Regions from separate parts of the Mus musculus genome. Here region 2 is linked to region 1. A link is a contact called in ENCODE Hi-C or POLR2A ChIA-PET data. All regions are on one chromosome and are shown on one strand. The core of a region is the stretch at or near the end of the contact, and the rest is flanking DNA. Distances in the headings are between cores, read along the strand shown.

Region 1 (6,619 bases), core at 4,089-6,588:
CCCCCCCCCCAACGCACATTCACACACAATGCTATTTGCTATGGTAGATAATGGCCTTTATGGATTCAACTATTTCCTTTTCTTGAGCTTGCTTTTCTAGTAGAAAGATGATCCACAGATTTTCTTTGAGAATTTGCAATTCAGAGTGCTGTAGGATTAGAGCTATACAAAAGCATCGCTGATTGTTACTCCTTTGGTTCTGAAATACGAGGTGGGTCTGGGCCCTCCCTTCCTCTATGCCCAGCTCTCATCCTCTGCGGTTTGTGGTTTCAGTCATTGCCTTGACTGTCAGGATCCGCAATTATGAAGAACACATGCAGAAACATCGAAAGGTAAGCCCCGGGCTTCGCTCAAAGCTAAACCACATAGCAAGGATGGAGGCAGGGAGTAAAGGACTCCTGGTCCTAAGAAGCTAGTGACTGTGACACCAGAGAGGTCACACCCTCAACCCTAGTAAGGAAAACACTCCCCTCCTGCCTCTAGAGAGACAAAAGGAGCCTTACAGACTCCGCTGGGAGTTTTCTGTGGTCAAGAAAAAAAAACTGTAGAGCATGGTCACTGCCTGGGACATAGTGGGTGCTTAGTAAACAGTTTTTAAATGCATGGATAATAGCTCTGCCACTTCTACCTAAAGTCATGGTGACTTTGGGAAGCCTATTGGTCTGAGCCCATGTTTTTCAACATCTGTAGAGTGGGACTTCTGCCACAGAAGTGCAAGGATTACAAGAATTGATACTAGCAGTCAGTGTGGTACACAGCCCATCTCTAGGCTCTTAGCCGGTGTCTCTCATAACCTTTAGAACCGCTTCTTTCGAATCTTTCAGAGCAGCAATCTCACCATGGAGTGTCCTCAAGGACACTGTTAGGGAGTGACGCCTGACACATCTTGGCAGTCTTGCCCAGGGCCCGTATACCATTGTGTCATTGCTCAGCTGAGCATCACAGAGCTGCTAGAAATAGGAAATTGCTGGTGTTTTGGTCCCTGTGCCGAGAAGGCTGGTTTTGAACTCTCCATCCTTTCGCTTCAGCTGACTGAAGCTAAATTATAGGGTATGTGCCATCAGACCCAACCACTAGTGGGGTGGTTGTTGTTGTTGTTTCAATAAGTATGCAGTTGTGAAGACAGACTGATGTAGCCTTGAGTGCTTCCATGAGCTGGTTGAACATGCTCTTTTTGAAATTAGTTTTGGTCATTTGAGATGTAGAATCCCAGCTCCATTGCAGAGCCCCTCAGGGAGCAGGACCTGGAACAGAGGATAGGGTTCTCTTTCTTCCTACTCAAGCTGAGTCTCCTGAGTGCTGGAGAAGCTCAGTGGATGCATGCTACAGGGAGACTGAGATTTGGAGTCAGAGCAGGCCGTAGACGCAGATTTAAGGCGTGCCCTCAGGGTCCACAGTCTAAAGACCTGTGGCAGGCAAATAAGTTCTCTAAACCTGTTTTCCTGTCTGTAAACTGTGAACAATGACAATAGCTCCTGCAGAATTGTAGTAATGTTTACATCAGATTGTAGGGGCATTTCAATTAATTGATGAGATGACCATATTTTCATTAATGGGAAGAAATGCTAATACTTAAATACTGAAATTAGGAGTAAGTATAATGGCTTAAGCCTGTCATCCCAGCAAGCAGGAAGCTAAGACAGGAGAATTGCCATGTGTTTGAGGCCAGCCTGGGTTACAAAGTGAGTCCTTGTCTCAAAACAATGACTGATACTAATACAGCCTCTCCTATAGGACAAAGCCCACAAACGCCATCTGCTGATGAGCATCGACCGGAGGAAAAAGTTGCTCAAAATCCTCCGTCAGACCAACTATGATGTCTTCGAAAAGACATGCAAGGAGCTAGGGGTGGAATATACCTTACCCCCTCTGCATTTCCAAAAGGTTCACCGCCGCTTCCTGGCCAAGAAGGCTCTGTGCATTCGGGTACGAAGTCATACAGTTGGTTGCTTTGATCAGCCTCCCTGAACTGAGGTACAAAGAGTAGGAGAGAGAAGCAGTCTGCTTCTGACCAAGGCCTAGAACTGGCTCAGGTCACCAACACATGCAGAAAAAAATAGGGTTTCCACTGAGATAGTTCCCACCGACCTGCTCCAGATCCAAGGTCTTACATAAAATTACAAAGTCTTTTCTTACCCCCTTTCAACCACCAGGTTTACCAGGAGGTGCAAAAGCTGAAGAAGCAAAAAAGGGCCTTAAAAGCTGCTGCAGCTGCTGCCAAAAAAGAAAAAAATGAGGGGGTGCCAGAGAACCCTTCAAATGCCGTACCAGAGAAGACCCAAGTGAACTAATAAAGTCTGTTCCCGTGAAGAATGATGGAAGATGGCCTTCTTTTTAACCTGAGCAAGAGGAGTTTATTTTTAATTTTGCTCTGGGATCTTGGAGGCAGAGTCCCTGCCATCACCCCAGAGGACGCAGTCATAGAAACAAATACATGGTGTTTCAGAGTGGTAATGCCGGTGGCCGTAGCTGTCTACTGGACGGTCCTAAAGGATGAGGAGTTCACTGGCCAAGAGAAACGGCATTTAGGCAGAAGAACTGCAAGTTAAAAGGGAAAGAAATCTAAAGGCTGACAGGAACAGTGAGACTCAAACACTGTAACTTTGGAGTTAGGGCTTCAGTCTGTGAATGGGACTCAGGTATAAAAACATTCAGTTTGCCGGGCAGTGGTGGCGCACGCCTTTAATCCCAACACTTGGGAAGCAGAGGCAGGCGAATTTCTGAGTTCAAGGCCAGCCTGGTCTACAAAGTGAGTTCCAGGACAGCCAGGACTATACAGAGAAACCCTGTCTGGAAAAACAAAACAAAACAAAAAAACATTCAGCTTGCCAGCCAGTGGTGATGCACGCCTTTAAACCCAGCACTCAGGAAGCAGAGGCAGGCAGATCTCTTGAGTTTGAACCCAGCCTAGTATACAGAGTGAATTCCAGGACAACCAAGGTTACACAGAGAAACCCTGTCTTGAAAAACCAAAAAAAGAAAAAAAGAAGGGAATGCCACCAAGAGAAAGATGTGTTAATGTGCTACCTAAGAGCAGTTGAGAGATGAGGGATGAGGGCTGAACCAGCGCAGTTTGGGAGCTGTTGAGGTACCTGAGGCCCTGGGTGTGTGGTTGCCTATGGATACTGAGCCCTGGTGTTTGAATGACTAGTTCCAGTACTTGGGAGAGACATTATCATTTCAAGGCTATCTTGAGTTGCATGGCTACTTTGAGGCCAGTCTAGACTACATGAAACCCTTTCTCCAAAAGTTTAATCGCCAAGAGAAGATATGTAATAAAAAAAAAAAAAAAAAATGGGCCATGTGAGGATGGGAAAATTGAGATCATCTCTGAGATGGAGGAGGAGGTGAGTGGATAGAATCAGAAGTGAAGCTGGACTGTTTGGTTATCACCTCCAGGAACACTGAGGGAGGCCTTAATGAGATGGAGACCTGTGTAGAGGTCCTGTGCTACAGGACCAGGCACCAGCCTTGGGAGAGAACGCCACAGCAGTGGATCAGGCCTGCAGGGAAGGCACTCTTAAATGCAGCCATGGGCACTTCAATATTGCCTGATACTTAAATCCTTTATTCCTCAAGCCGGCTGCCTTTCTATTTTTTTGTAGGGGAGGAGGGGAAGGTAAGGGGGTTCCAGACTGTCCTGGAACTCTGTAGACCAGACTGGCCTTGAGTTTAAAAATCCACCTGCCTCTGCCTTCCAAGTGCTGAGATTAAAGGTTTTTGCGGCCACTGTCCTATTTTCTATTGAAAACAGGCTTACGAAACATAGACAACTTGTCCAATTTTGAAAGCTGACTAGTGTTCAAACCTAGCTCTCTCTGGTTTTGGATTTTTGTTTTTAAAGATTTATTCATTTATTATATGTAAGTACACTGTAGCTGTCTTCAGACACTCCAGAAGAGGGCGCCAGATCTCGTTACGGATGGGTGTGAGCTACCATGTGGTTGCTGGGAATTGAACTCAGGACCTTCGGAAGAGCAGTCAGTGATCTTAACCGCTGAGCCATCTCTCCAGCCTGATTTTTGTTGGTTTTAAAGACAGGGACCCAGTCCTGACTGTCCTAGAACTTGCTATGTAGACCAGGCTGGACTCTGCTTACAAAGTGCTGGGATCAAAGGCAAGTGCAGCCACACCTTGCTGCTCTGTCTTGACCCTATCCAGTCTGACAGTACACAGAGGCAAACTCTGAAAGGGACCGTGTTCTGCCAAAACTTGAGATAGTGTTGGAAGCTGGGCAGATAACAAAATGCATAAGGCCCACCAGAAGATAAAGATGTTTATTACAGGTGGGGCTGAGGTGTTAAGCTCATGTGCCGGGTCACAGCACTCCCAGAGCCTGAAGCAGGTGGATCTCCGAGTTTGAAGCCAGCCTGGTCTACAGAGCAAGTTCCAGGACAGCCAGGACAACACAGAGAAACCCTGTTTCAAAACAAAACAAAAAGGTTCAAGTTGTACTAGACAATTTTAAAAAGTTTGGCTCTTGGGAGGAAAGAAAAACGACTAGAAGGTGTGACGTGGAGGATGCCACAAGCAGGAAGGAAGACATTGAAGGAATGAGCTGTGTTTTGTAAGCGGCGCCTTTTGAAATTTAGTCCAACAGCATCAGAGCAGTGACACAGAGGAACGTAGGAATGCAGAAAGGGGAATTAAGGAATGCGAGGATTCTACAAGGAAAAGGAGGAAGTGGCTGATTATTAAAGGAGGTGGATGTAGGTTCCAAAGCTCAAGTCTCAAGATTGCTGTGGCTGGAGAGAGAAGTGCTTAGCAGAAACACTGATGACGAATCGTCTGAAAAGGTCCAGCCGTAGGTGAAGAAACGCGAGGGTGCTACTTAAGTTGCTAGGAGGGCCGGGCTGGGTTGCCTCACTGAGTAGTAAATCCGGCGTAACATCGCTTCCAGGAGGGGTTAGAAAGGAGACAAATGATATAACTAATCGAGATGAGGGATTATAATAACTCAGAATGCCTTCGTGGCGCTTGCCATGACCTCACTGGTTCCTCTGCACGTCCCTGGGAGATAGTTCACAAATCTGCCCGCAGCACAGCAGGCCATGGCGGACCGGGACGCTAGACGACTCTAGGCGAACGACTCCGAAGACGCTGGGGTTGATTTTCCTAGTTTCCGGTGCGATGGCTGGGCCACGGCAGATACGCGCGGCTGGCTGGAACGCTCCCGGCGACACCAAAGCTAAACTGGAAAACTCAAAACCAGCGCTCCCGGGAGGCCAAAGGTGCGCGCCTCCGTTTGAACCAATCCCCTGAAGCGATCTTTGTCACTTAACCCAATAAGCGCCGGTCTTCGGCCACCTCCTATCAATCCACCATGTGATTGGTTCGCCTTTCTGTTCCCGGCGTTGCCCCAGCAACCGGGCTATGGACGCGTAGGGGCCTCCAGGCTGCTAAATCACAAACCCTGGGGTTCTTCCTTCATCTACCCTGCGGGTTTCCGGCACTATGTCGGTTCGGACTCTGCCGCTGCTCTTTTTGAACTTGGGCGGGGAGATGCTTTACGTCCTAGACCAGCGACTGAGGGCCCAGAACATCCCCGGAGACAAGGCCCGCAAAGGTAAGTAACGCCCCCGCAGCCTTGATCTGTTCCCTTCCTCACCGCACTAAATGTCCCTATACAGAACCGCAGCCTAGCACCAGCCCCCCTCCAACCTCCGTCCTGATACCCAGGCCGACCGGCACCTGACCCCCTTCCCCTCATCCCAATAGCCAAACCGATGCCTCTGCGCACTTCTCTTTGACAGCCGGGTATCTTTCTCAAAAGACGCAGAGCCCATGCAGTTGGAAGCCCTCCGGAGTCAAATTAATTCTCCAAAAGAGCATTTCCCCACAGAGAAGCCTAATACATTGGACATACTTACAGTGCCTGAGCCCTCGATTTCCCAGTCTCTGGAAATCTGTCTATTTCCAAAAGTAGTTACAGTTGACAAGATACTTTTGGCAGGTATAACCATCCGTTAACCCCCACAAAACAGATGGGGACGCCCGCGTCTCTGTCCTCCTACGTAAGCAGAAGCCTGGTCATGCTCATTTCAGAAGCCATTTCTAGAAATGTAGGGCCCCAAAATAATATAGATAAGAACGAAAACATGCTTCTTGATTTTGCAAGTGTTGGAAGGGGTTGCAATTGTGAAAATACTTTTGGAAGGCTTATAAAATGCAAAATTATGCCATGTGTAGTGCAGAGAGAAACGACCACCCAAAACACGCTGCCAGTCTATCTTACTTCTCAGCAAACAACTTTGTTCACCAAATTTGCTGGGCTATTGTATTTGTAGGCAGAGGAGTAAACATTTATCTAAAGGACAACTGAACACTAATGAAAGCTCGATTTCCTCCCAACAGCTTATGTCCCCTCCATTGATGTTAAACAGGCACATTCAGATGGTGTGTCTGATTTTGTGTAAGTGCATACGTAAACAGACAAGAGAACCCTCTGGACCACTCCCTTCCATTCATTCCCAGCCTTGCTACCAGGGGCTTTACAAAATGCAAATATGTCTAGTGGGGCTTTATAAAATGCAAATATGTCTAGTATGTCTCTCCTCAAAATTGCCGACAACCTTCCACTCCTGTCTAAATGGAGACCAAGTCCTAGGCAGAACACGTT
Region 2 (6,680 bases), core at 1,136-3,635, 38 kb after region 1:
CCAGGCATGGGACAAAGTGGCAGAGCAGGCTACAGGCAGGCAGGCACTATGGCCAGGGAAACCTGGTGAGGTTCTGTCACCAAAGGTGACTCAGCTTAGCGGTCTACTCCCAGGAAGTTTGGGGTGGACAACACTGACCTAGATTCTGATGGAAATAGTTGTCTGTGGTTAGTTGTTGTTTTGTTTTGTTTTGTTTTTAAACTAAAACTTGGAATCCAAACTGGTTGAAATCACTAGTCCTTCCCCTGGGCCTGTGCAAGTGTCTAGTGGGTGACCTTTGGATTAGGACCAAACTTAAAACAAGAAAACTCTGGAATGTTCTAAGCAAATGTCCTGTGATGATCTGTGAAGTTTGATTACCCTGTACATATCACAAATCATCTCACTTCTTTTTTTCCCCAGTTGCCTTCCCTACAGGGCAAGCCATCCTGTGTGGAGAAGGCAGGTTTGATAGTGGGGGAGGGGATCTGTCTTATATTTGGGAACCCCATGAATAAGCTTTATCCTCCTCTCAAAACTCATTAAGTTGGGCAGTAGTGGTACATGCCTTTAATCCCATCACTTGGGAGGCAGAGGCAGGTGGATTTCTGAGTTTGAGGCCAGCCTGGTCTACAGAGTGAGTTCCAGGACAGCCAAGGCTACACAGAGAAACCTTGTCTTGAAAAACCAAAAACCAACCAACCAAACAAACAAACAAAAAACTCATTATTTTGGTGGTTGGCTTAACGAACAGTGAGCAAAGCAGGCTTTAGTAACAATCTGACCAGATAGAAGTATGACCTATGCACAGCGTCTCAGTATTTGGAAGGCAGAAGGCAGAGGATCAGGCTCAAGGTCCTTCAGGGCATAGTGAATTCAAAACAGAATGGGCTACAGGAGACCCAACTACAAAACAAAAATCAAACATAAGCATTTTAAAAAGTGTTACGCCGGGCATGGCACGCCTTTAATCCCAGCACTCGGGAGGCAGAGGCAGGTGGATTTCTGAGACAGGGTTTCTCTGTATAGCCCTGGCTGTCCTGGAACTCACTTTGTAGACCAGGCTGGCCTCGAACTCAGAAATCCACCTGCCTCTGCCTCCCAAGTGCTGGGATTAAAGGCGTGGGCCACCATGCACTGCTTGATTTTTTTTGTTTGTTTGTTTGTTTCTTTTGGTTTTGGTTTTTCGAGACAGGGTTTCTCTGTGTAGTCCTGACTGTCCTGGAACTCACTCTGTAGACCAGGCTGGCCTTGAACTCAGAAATCTGCCTGTCACTGCCTCCCACGTGCTGGGGTTAAAGGCATGTGCCACCACTGCCCGGCTCGATTTTATTTATTTATTTATTTATTTATTTATTTTTGTTTTTTTGAGGCAGAGTTTCTCTGTGTAGCCCTGGCTGTCCTGGAACTCACTGTGTAGAACAGGCTGGCCTCAAACTCAGAAATCCGCCTGCCTCTGCCTCCCGAGTGCTGGGATTAAAGGCGTGGGCCACCATGCCCTGCTCAATTTTATTTTTAATTGTTAATTAGTTACAAGCAGTTGTGAGCTGGGAACCAAATGTAGGTCTTCTGCAATAGTATGCGGACTTAATTGCTAAAGTTTAGCAGTTAAATCTTCTCTCCATAGCCCTGTGTTTTCCTCTTTGAGACAAGGTAGCTATGTAGGCCTTGCTGTCCTTGAACTCTCTCCATAGACCAGGCTGTCCTCCAACTGAGATCCACCTGCCTCTGTCTCTGGAGTTGCTGGAATTAAGGAGTTTGCCACCACGTTTGGGCCACATTTCCGTAATTTTTTTTTTTTTTTAAAGATTTATTTATTTATTACATGTAAGTACACTGTAGCTGTCTTCAGACACACCAGAAGAGGGCGTCAGATCTCGTTACAGATGGTTGTGAGCCACCATGTGGTTGCTGGGATTTGAACTCTGGACCTTCCGAAGAGCAGTCGGGTGCTCTTACCCACTGAGCCATCTAACCAGCCCCTCATTTCCGTAATTTTAATCAGATGAAGGAATTAAGGAGTTTGCCACCACGTTTGGGCCACATTTCCGTAATTTTAATCAGATGAAGGACGTTGTGTTTTTCTTTCTTTCTTTCTTTCTTTCTTTCTTTCTTTCTTTCTTTCTTTCTTTCTTTCTTTCTTTCTTTCTTTCTTTCTTTATTTATTTATTTATTTATTTAACAGAAGCTCTCTCCCACTTAACGCCATGAGCTCAGCAGGACATTAGGGAGACACAGCTCCAAGCCGGAGCCTACAAAGGTGGGAAACTAGACAGAGAAGAGAATTGGGCGTGTGGCGCGCGGCCTCCTGGGACTTGTAGTCCGCATCCTGCGAGGCGCATGCTCTGATGCTCTGGGTCTTCCGCGGTTGCCATGGCTTCTCTGAGCCTCGGTGGGTGGTGCCCCTAGACACGGGCGGGTTTTGGAGGCGTAGCGCGCGGAAGGCGGAAGGCATCACGCGGTGGGTAGGGCAGTCGAGAGTGGGGACTAGGGCGCGCTGGGACCCGTCCTCTTCCCCTGGCGCACTGGCTGCGGACTTTTCTTCCCAAACCCCTTACGCGCGGTGAGGAGAGGGGCGCACTCGGCACCCGGCTTTCCCGGGTGGGACTAATGAGCTTGACCGCTAGTGGCAAATCCCAGGCCTCCGGTCCTGGAAGCAGCAGAGTCTGGGCCTGCCTGAAGGTCTCAAAGACTATCCTTTTGGATTTTGTTTTAAGACAGAGTGTAGTTCTGTATGCCAGACTGGTCTGTAACTCGGAGATCCACCTGCCTCGGCCTCCTGAGTGCTGGGTTTAAATGCATGCATCTTGGCTAGGTTTGGCTTGTTTTGTCTTGAAACATTCCACTATCCAGGTTGACTTGGAGCTCACGATGTAGTTTAGGCCGGTTTGGCATTTGAGGTGCTCCTACTGCTTCAGACTTTAAAGTGATGGTATTATAAGTGTGCGCCATCATGCTTGGCTAGATTACATAGTAACAAGCGCCTGGCAGAAGGACATACATAAACTACAATTTGCAGTAGTCGTTCTCAAACTGACTGGCACATTAAAATTCTGGGGGGCTTTTTGTTTAAAAAAAAAGTATAAACTGAGCATAGTGGCACACACCTTTAATCCCAACACTGGAGAGGCAGAGGCAGGAGGATCTCGATGAGTTTAAGGCCAGCCTGGTCTACATAGAGAGTTCAGGACAGCCAGGGCTACATAGAGAAACCCTGTCTCAAAATAATGTAAAAATAGGATACCTTGCAGGATGTGGTAACACACATCCTGAATCCCCAGCACTTGTGAGGAAGAGACAGGTGGATCTCTGTGAGTTCCAGGCCACACTTGTTTACATTTTAAGTTCCAGGCTACTCAGGAAGATATAGGAAGACCCTGTCTTTAAAAACAACAACAACAAAACAATCTGGGCCTGTCCTCTCCAGGCAAATGAATCTAGATCTCTGGGATGTGTGGGACGTGAAAGCCAGGCAAAGGTTTCCCCGGGTGTATCCAGTGCAGGGAGGCATCTGGACCACTAGTGTGGAGTTTCAGGGCTTGGTAAAGGTGAGTGACTCTATCTGTGTGCTCCTGCCCACAGTGAGCAGCCAGCCAATGTGGAACAATGGCACTGAGCCACTCGGTGAAGGAGCGAACTATTTCTGAGAACAGCCTGATCATCCTGTTGCAGGGCCTCCAAGGCCAAATAACCACTGTGGACCTTCGGGATGAGAGTGTGGCCCGAGGACGCATTGACAACGTGGATGCTTTCATGAATATCCGCCTGGCCAATGTCACCTATACCGACCGCTGGGGACATCAGGTTGAGTTGGATGACCTTTTTGTGACCGGTCGTAACGTCCGATACGTCCATATCCCAGATGGTGTGGACATCACTGCTACTATTGAGCAGCAGCTGCAGATCATCCACCGTGTGCGCAACTTTGGTGGCAAGGGTCAAGGTCGTCGAGAGTTCCCCTCCAAAAGGCCATGAGACTGTGTCCTCGTTAAAGTTCCAGCACCACCTCAGGGACCTCCGGTGTTCTGAGCCAACTCCCGGCCATCCTTCCCCACCAGTAACAGACATGTCACAGCGGCCTTTCGTAGGGTTCCAGTTTTCAGACACACCCTGGGACCCAGAATTCCTTCTGCTGGTGGCCTTGGGGTAGGTGACAATCCCTCTTTTGGATCATTTGTATCTCAAATCTCCATTCACTGATTGGACCCCGTCCATCAAGGAGTCGTCAACTCTGGCTGTGAGGAGTACTGCGAGTGTTTGGAGTGAATCACCTCTAACGTCCCGTTTCTTTTTGGCATTTGTTTCTTTTTCTCATAAAACCAAACTTGGATACACACACGTCTGTGCCTGATGCCCTGCCTGGTATATACTGGGCTTTTGGCTCCTGTGTAGGAGCAGAGTGCAGGTCTCAAGTTGCGGGGGTTACACCAGGATTTACTTGGTCTAGAATGTGGCCCTGTTTCCCAGATTATCATGAGGAAATCTAATGGAAAGTGGTCTTTCCGTTGAGAGTCCTTGAGACTCTCTTCTTACTACTGTGTACTAAAGCTAAGAGTCTGGAGACCCCCGTCCCTTCCCTCAGGCTGGAGAGTTCAGCTAACAGGATATCAATCTCAGCCAGCCCTCGTGCTTCACATGGATAATCCTGGCTTCCAGGAGGCACAGGTACAGGGATCAGCCTCTGCTACGGGTGAAACCCTTCGTCAAAAAACCAAAACAGAGCAGTTGCAGTGGTGCACACAGTAGGATTTACTGAAGGAGGCGGAGGCAGGAGGATCATGAGTTTGAGGCCAGTCTGCGTTACGTGCTTTAGTCAAACGGTGGTGGAGAACATCTCTGATCTCTGCGCTCAGGAGGCAGAGGCAAGTGGGATCTATATGGGATTGAGGCCAGGCAGGTTTACAGAGTGAGTTCCAGGACAGAGGAACTCTGTCTCCAAAACAGAGGAAATAAAATGGTCTGAGGAAGTCCAGCGAAGATGCTGCACCTCACTGTGCTCAATTCTTTTCCGTGCGTATGAGTGTTCTGCCTACATGTGTGTGCAGGCACCATCTGTATACATGGTATCTTCAGAGGTCAGAAGAATGCATTGGTTCCTCTGGAACTGGAATTACAGAGAGTAGTGATCCAGCATGTAGGGGCTTGGAATTGAGTCTGGGTCCTGTGCAAGTACAACCAATGCTCTTCATGCAGAGCTGTCTCTCCAGCCCAGGGTTGGATTTGATTTTGTTTTGCTTTCTTTCCCTTTAAAGACAGTTTCACTGTGTAGCCCTGACTGCCTAGGAATCCATGTGGACCAGACTGGTCTCACTGCTTCTGCCTCTGAAGTGCTGGGCTTAAAGATAAGCTCCACCACACCCAGCAGTGTTAGGGTTTTGTTTGTTAGTTGGTTTTTTTTTTTTTAATATTTTTTTTATTACGTATTTTCCTCAATTACATTTCTGTTTGTTAGTTTTTGAGACAAGGCCTCCTGCGTCCCAGCCTGGCCTTGAACTCATGATCTTCCTACTTCCGCCTCCCAAGTGCTGGTATTGCAGGAGTGTGCCACTGCAGCCCACTTAGGTTTATCAGGTTCTTTTCTGCTCTTTAGGTCCTCCTAGGACCAGGTAGTTCTTGGATCTTAGATTAATTAGGCCAAATCTACCCACAGCTCCAGAGCTCTCGATCTCTGGAGGGTCTTGTTGCCTCGGAGAGGGAAGTGTGCTAGCTCCTGTCTCCTGGCAGTCCCTGCGTCCCAGCTGGAACACACATACATACAAACACACACACACACACACACACACACACACACACACACACACACACGCATGCACTCACGCACTCGAGTGCGTCTCATGCTCCCACATCCAGCTTTTCCATGGTTTTCTAAATTTGTTTCTACATAGGCATTCTTTCCATTTCTTCCTGAAGGTTGGGCTTTTGGAATTCAGAAACTAAAAATAGTCTCTGCATGCTGTTGTGTCTTCTGTTCCCTGAGGTAACAAATGGAGGGTGACTTAGCTGTGAACAAGAGGGGCCCAGGAGCTCCGGGGATAAGATGGCAGTGTGTTTCAAGATGGTACTGGAGTCTAGACTGTCATGGCATTTGCCCAAGCTTTCACATCCACCCTCCTTGTCGCTCCAGCCAAAGTGTCCGGGGGGGAGGGTCCCATTGATGGTAGAACCCCCAAGAGCTGAGTGCTCGAGCAGCGCTATCCATACCCATCTCTCATTCCTGGAGAGAAGAGGTTTTTTTTTTGGGGGGGGGGGGTGCAATCAATGTTTGAAGGAAGGAGACCACTGAAGTTTAGAATGCTGAATGGACATAAATATGTTGACTCATGCCAGAAACATGCAAGGGACAAGAGTATGCCCTCGTCTCAGCATGGCTGAGCAGGTGGGACTTAAACAGTCCAGTGAACTCTAGTCTGGCATCCCTGGCCAAAGGGTAGGCAGAGGTAACAAGGGTCCTCGACGTTCTCATTAGCATTCCAGGAAGACCCAGAGATAGTACATTTTGGATGAGAGCAGCTTAGATTCTGCAAGGGCATAGAAGTATACCAACAGCAAGGTAAGCATTCTAGGTCGCTAGTTCTGGTCATAAGCTTAATGGCTGTTAGCTAAGGTTGGAAGTAATCAGCTGGGCATGGTGGCCCATGCCTTTGGTCCTCAGAGGCAGGGGCAGGTGGATCTTCTTGAGTTCCAAGGCCAGCCTGCAGAAT

What was found. A loop is a pair of places that touch in the nucleus more often than their neighbours do. ChIA-PET counts read pairs that join two places held with the same protein, here RNA polymerase II (POLR2A).
Region 2: a map of T-helper 2 cell shows a loop between it and region 1 (2.0-fold over the local background). The contact joins the promoter of Lsm10 here to the promoter of Oscp1 in region 1. A Hi-C loop is called at or near these places in 1 of 37 maps with a recorded cell type or tissue (T-helper 2 cell). POLR2A ChIA-PET finds 5 or more read pairs at or near these places in 2 of 5 experiments (both embryonic stem cell).

Annotation. Positions count from the first base shown.
Region 1 is chr4:126,053,227-126,059,845 of GRCm38, forward strand. Oscp1 (organic solute carrier partner 1) reads left to right here and starts at 5,339. Exons shown (of 10, transcript NM_172701.3): 1 at 5,339-5,566. The coding sequence starts at 5,455. It overlaps Mrps15 (mitochondrial ribosomal protein S15), which reads left to right. Exons shown (of 8, transcript NM_025544.2): 6 at 274-332; 7 at 1,735-1,926; 8 at 2,154-2,310. The coding sequence ends at 2,291.
Region 2 is chr4:126,094,268-126,100,947 of GRCm38, forward strand. Lsm10 (U7 snRNP-specific Sm-like protein LSM10) reads left to right here and starts at 2,386. Exons shown (of 2, transcript NM_138721.2): 1 at 2,386-2,542; 2 at 3,562-4,317. The coding sequence starts at 3,586. The coding sequence ends at 3,954.